Regions from separate parts of the Homo sapiens genome. Here region 1 is linked to region 2. Evidence: read pairs that join two places in POLR2A ChIA-PET (ENCODE). Cell type or tissue: GM12878. All regions are shown on one strand. Links, peaks and the distances in the headings refer to the core of each region. The heading gives the core; the rest is flanking DNA.

Region 1 (2,923 bases), core at 315-2,814, 130 kb before region 2:
ATTTCTCCTGCCTCAGCCTCCTGAGTAGCTGGGATTACAGGAATGCACCACCACACCCAGCTAATTTTGTGTTTTTAGTAGAGACAGGGTTTCTCTATTTGGTCAGGCTGGTCTCGAACTGCCGACCTCAGTGATCCTCCCACCTTGGCCTCCCAAAGTGCTGGGATTACAGGTGTGAGCCACCGTGCCTGGCCAGGATGCCTACTTTTACCACTGTTATTCAACATAGTACTGGAAGTCCTACCTAGAGCAATCAAGATATGAAGGGCATCCAAATTGGAAAGGAAGAAGTCAAGTTATCCTTGTTTGCAGATGATATGATCTTATAGTTGGAAAAACCTAAAGACTCCATAAGAAAACTATTAGAACTAGTAAATTCAGTAAAGTTGCAGGATACAAAATCAACATACAAAAATCAGTAGCATTTCTATACGGCAACAGTGAACAATCTGAAAAAGAATTCAAGAAAGTAATCCCATTAACAACAGCTACGAATACAATTAAATACCTAGGAGTTAACTTATCAAAGAAGTGAAAGATCTCTGCAATGAAAACTGTAAAATACTTTGGCTGAGCATGGTGGAGCATGCCTGTAGTCCCAGTTACTTGGGAGGCTGAGGCAGGAGGATCATCTGGACTCAGGAGGTAGAGGTTGCAGTGAGCTGAGATTGCACCACTGTACTCCAGCCTGGGAGACAGAGTGAAACCCTGTTTGAAAAAAGAAAAAAAAAAAAAAAAGAAAACTATAAAACACTGATGCAAGATATTGAAGAGGACACACACAAAAAATGGAAAGATATCCCATGTTCATGGATTAAAAGAATCAATACTGTTAAAATGTCCATACTACCCAAAGTAATCTACAGATTCAATGCAATCCCTATCAAAATACTAATGACTTTCTTCACAGACATAGATAAAACAATCTTAAAATGTTTATGGAACCTCAACAGATCCAGAATAGCCAAAGCTATCCTAAGCAAAAAGAACAAAACTGGAGGAATCACATTAGCTGACTTCAAATTATATTACAAAGCTATAGTAACAAAAATGGCATGATACTGGCATAAAGACAGATACATAGACCAGTGGAACAGAATAGAGAACCCAGAAATAAATCCATACATCTGTGGTGAACTCATTTCTAACAAATGTGCCAAAAACATACACTGGGGGAAGGAAAGTTTCCTTAATAAATGGTGCTGGGAGACTGGATATCTATATGCAGAAGAATGAAACTAGACCCCTATGTCTTGCCATATGCAAAAATCAAGTCAAAATGTATTAAAGACCTAAATCTAATAACTCAAACTATGAAACTGCTACAAGAAAACAATGGGGAAACTTGACTGGGCAAGGTGGCTCATGCTTGTCATCCCAGCACTTTGGGAGGCTGAGGTGGGTGGATCACTTGAGGTCAAGTGTTCAAGACCAGACTGGCCAACAAAGTGAAACCCCATCTTTACTAAAAATACAAAAATTAGCCAGGCATGATGATGCATGCCTGTAGTCTCAACTACTTGTGGGGGGCTGAGGTGGGACAATCACTTCAGCCCAGTAGGCAGAGGTTGCAGTGAGCCACGATTGCACCACTGCACTCCATCCTGGGCAACAGAATGAGACTCTGTCTCCAAAAAATAAAAAAATAAAAAAATAAGAAAAAAAAGAAAGAAAGGAAAGCATTGGGGAAACTCTTTAGCATATTGGAGTGGGCAAAGATCTCTTGAGTAATACCTCAGAAGCACAGGGAACCAAAGTGAGAAGGGACAAATGGGATCACATCAAGTTAAAAAGCTTCTGCACAGCAAAAGATACAATCAATAAAATAAAGAGACAACCTATAACGTGATAAAATATTTGCAAACTACCCATCTGACAAGGGATTAAAAACCAGTATATAGGCGCAGTGGCTCATGCCTCTAATCCCAGCATTTTGGGAGGCCAAGATGGGTGGATCACTTTAGGTCAGGGGTTCGAGACCAGCCTGGCCAACATACAAAACCTCGTCTCTACTAAAAATACAAAAATTAACTGGGCTTGGTGGTACTGTAATCCCAGCTACTCGGGAGGCTGAGGCAGGAGAATCACTTGAACCCGGGAGGCAGAGGTTGCAGTGAGCTGAGATCATGCCACTGCACTCCAGCCTGGGCAGCAGAGTGAAGGCTCTGTCTAAAAAAAGAAAAAAGAAAAAACCCAGAATATATAAGGAACTCAAACAACTCTATAGGAAAAAATATAATAATCTGATTTTTAAATGGGCAAAATGTCTGAAGACATTTCTCAAAAGAAGACATACAAATGGCAAAGAGATATATGAAAAGGTGCTCAGCATCACTGATCATCAGAGAAGTAGAAATCAAAGCTATGAGATATCACCTCACCTCAGTTAAAATGGCTTTTATTTATCCAAAACACAGGCAACAACAAATGCTTGTGGGGATGTGGTAAAAAGGGAAATCTCATACAGTGTTGGTGGGAATCTAAATTAGTACAACTGCTATGGACAACAGTTTGGAATCTCCTCAAAAAACTAAAAATAGAGCTACCATACAATATAGCAATCCCATTCCTAGGTATATACTCAAAAGAAAGAAAATCAGTATATCAAAGAGGTATCTGCACTCCCATGTTTATTGCAGCACCATTCAAAATAGCCAAGATTTGGAAGCAACCTAAGTTTCATCAACAGATGACTGGATAAAGAAAATGTGGTACTTATACACAATGGAGTACTATTCAGCTATAAAAAGGATATCCTGTCATTTGCAACAACACACATGAAACTGGAGGTCATTAAGTTAGTGAATTTATAAGCCAGGCACAGAAAGATAAGCTTTGCATGTTCTTATTTGTGGGAGCTAAAAATTAAAACACAATTGAACTCATGGAGATGCAGAGTAGAAAGATGGTTACCAGAGGCTGG
Region 2 (2,923 bases), core at 319-2,818:
CCCCGGTTCAAGAGATTCTCCTGCCTCAGCCTCGTGAGTAGCTGGGATTACAGGTGCGTGCTACCATGCCCAGCTAATTTTTATATTTTTAGTAGAGACGGGGTTTACCATATTGGTCAGGCTGGTCTTGAACTCTTGACCTCGTGATCTGCCACCTCGCCCTCCCAAAGTGCTGGGATTACAGGCATGAGCCACTGTGCCCGGCCTATTATCCTTGTTATATTGACAAATAAATTGAGGTTCAGTGCATTTACACTGTTTGCTTAAGATCACAGCCAGTAATTGGCAAAGTTGCCTCCAGAGCCCATGGCTCCTACTCCCTTGACTATTCTGTCTCTAGGACATCGCTTAATAGTGCAGTGTAGATGTAAGAAGCTGGACTGAATCTGTACTTGACCCTATGAGATACCCTGGAAGCTGTGTTTTTAAAAAATTTTGTATTTGTAGAAATGCAGAAAGAAAAAAATACAGTGACTGTAAGTATGCCACCATGAAGATTCATCGGTTATAATTTTTTCTGTTTTTTACTTTACATATTTTACTTTACATATTTTTTAATATTATGAAATCAAAGTCCCAAAATAGGAAGTGACTTACCCAGGTTCTGGTTGATAATTTGTCACAGAAGCAGGCTTTAGCAGCAGATTGCCTGGATTCAAATTTAATTTGGAAAAAAAAATCAAATTATTCCATACTTTCTGTCTGTATCTCTGCCTTTATCCTTCTCCTTTTTTTTTTTTTTTTTTTGAGACAAAGTCTCACTCTGTTCCCCAAGCTGGAGTACAGTGGTATGATCTCGGCTTACTGCAACCTCCATCTCTGGGTTCAAGCGATTCTCCTGCCTCAGCCTCCCAAGTAGCTGGGACTACAGGCACGTGCCACCATGCCTGGCTGATTTTTGTATTTTTAATAGAGACGGGGTTTCACTATGTTGGCCAGGCTGGTCCTGAACTCCTGACTTTGGATCTGCCCGCATCTGCCTCCCAAAGTGCTGGGATTACCGGCATGAGCCACCGCACCCTGCGTATCCCTCTCCTTTTCCTTCTATTCCCAAGTTAAAGGTGATTGCAAGGAGTTTTATATTTTATGACATGTCTAGGTAATTATAACTTAGTATTAATTTTGCTGGTGGGTTATCAATAACTGAGGAAGAAGTTTCTTACATGAATTCATGGGAATACAAATGATATTAAAAACAAATATGCCTACTCATAATAAATTTTTAGGAAATACCAATATTTTTCAAGTAGTTTGTGTTCCTTTTCCTTTTTTTTTTCCAAGTAGTTTGTGTTCTGTCCATTTCCTTTTTTTTTTTTTTTTTAAAGACAGAATCTGTCGCCCAAGCTGGAGTGCAGTGGCATGATCTTGGCTCACTGCAACATCTGCCTTCCCTGTTCAAGCAATTCTCATTCCTCAACCTCCCTGGTAGCTGGGATTACAGGTGTGCACCACCATGCCCCACTAGTTTTTGTATTTTTAGTAGAGACAGGGTGACGGGGTTTCACCATGTTGGCTAGGCTAGTTTTGAACTCCTGACCTCGAGTTCTCTGCCAGCCTGGGCCTCCCAAAGTGCTGAGATTAGAGGTGTGAGCCACCGCATCTGGCCCCCACTTTCTTTTTTTTAAGACCATCTTTTCAGGAGGTAATATAAATTGTCTTGTTTGTGCTTGCTTTTGAATAAGGATAGTATGACCTAGATTTAAGACTCTTCTCTAGTTGGTTTCTTAACTACTATTTCAATGCAAAACCACTTTAAGGTCTACTCATCCCCACAAACTGTTTCAGAACCTGTTATGACATGGTTGATATGAATGCCAGCAAAACCACATTATCTATTTTCTATTTAAAAGAGGGATTGGTTAGGAAATATTAGGTTTTTGTGCTACTAGAAACGTTAATATAAAACTATATACTTCAAAATTGCATGTTGAAAAGTGGTTAGCCTTGTTTAAACTCTTTATGACCTTGTCGTGAGTTAGTACAAAAGAACCCTCTTAGAAATGTAATTTAGATATCCTCTGACAAAGAAACAAATTTCTACTTACATAGCTTTCTCTATTGGTTAGCCAATTTGATGTATTTTTTTTTTTTTTTTGAGATGGAGTTTCCCACTGTCACCCAGGCTGGAATGCAGTGGCACGGTCTCTGCTCACTGCAACCTCTGCCTCCCGGGTTCAAGTGATTCTCCTGCCTCAGCTTCCCGAGTAGCTGGGATTACAGGCGCCTGCCACCATGCCCGGCTAATTTTTTGTATTTTTGGTAGAGACGGGGTTTCACTATGTTGGCCAGGCTGGTCCTGAACTCCTGACCTTGTGATCCACCTGCCTCAGCCTTCCAAAGTGCTGGGATTACAGGTGTGAGCCACCATGTCTGGCCCAATTTGATGTATTTCAAGGGCTGTATAAGGTGTAATGCCATCCAGTTGGAACTGGTTTTCATTGCTAAGTTGATTTTTTATAGTGTTTTGATCTGCAGGTATCAAAAGATTATGCTTTGTTGCTCAGGCACGGTGGCTCACGCCTGTAATCCCAGCACTTTGGGAGGCCGAGGTGGGTGTATCACCTGAGGTCAGGAGTTCGAGACCAACCTGGCCAACATGGTGAAACCCTGTCTCTACTAAAAAACTACAAATATTAGCTGGGTGTGGTGGTGGGTGCCTGTAATCCCAGCTACTCGGGAGGTTGAGGCAGGAAAATTGCTTGAGCCTGGGAGCTGGAGGTTGCAGTGAGCTGAGATCATGCTATTGCCCTCCAGCCTGGATGACAAGAGTGAAACTCCCTCTCAAAAAAAAAAAAAAAATTATGCTTTGTTTACTGCAATATGAAAAGTTTGAGGCTGGGAGTGGTGGCTCACACCTATAATTCCAGCACTTTGGGAGGCTGAGGCAGATGGATCACCTGAGGTCAGGAGTTCGAGACCAGCC

Evidence for each region. Peaks named below come from ENCODE experiments on the same cell type or tissue, not always from the same donor. Only the 100,000 strongest peaks of a DNase experiment are listed, where the experiment ranks them.
Region 1: POLR2A ChIA-PET joins it to region 2 with 6 read pairs; 2 of 35 experiments call an interaction of 5 or more read pairs at or near these places.

Annotation. Positions count from the first base shown.
Region 1 is chr10:92,357,543-92,360,465 of GRCh38, reverse strand. No RefSeq gene overlaps it. Among named protein-coding and RNA genes, the nearest start is that of MARCHF5, 68 kb to the right of the region's middle. In GM12878, for the core only: no CTCF peak of the experiment used is centred there; no DNase peak of the experiment used is centred there.
Region 2 is chr10:92,231,930-92,234,852 of GRCh38, reverse strand. All of the region lies in intron 2 of CPEB3 (cytoplasmic polyadenylation element binding protein 3), which reads left to right. Among named protein-coding and RNA genes, the nearest start is that of CPEB3, 58 kb to the left of the region's middle. In GM12878, for the core only: no CTCF peak of the experiment used is centred there; a DNase peak (open chromatin) is centred at 1,734; H3K4me3 peaks cover 249 bases.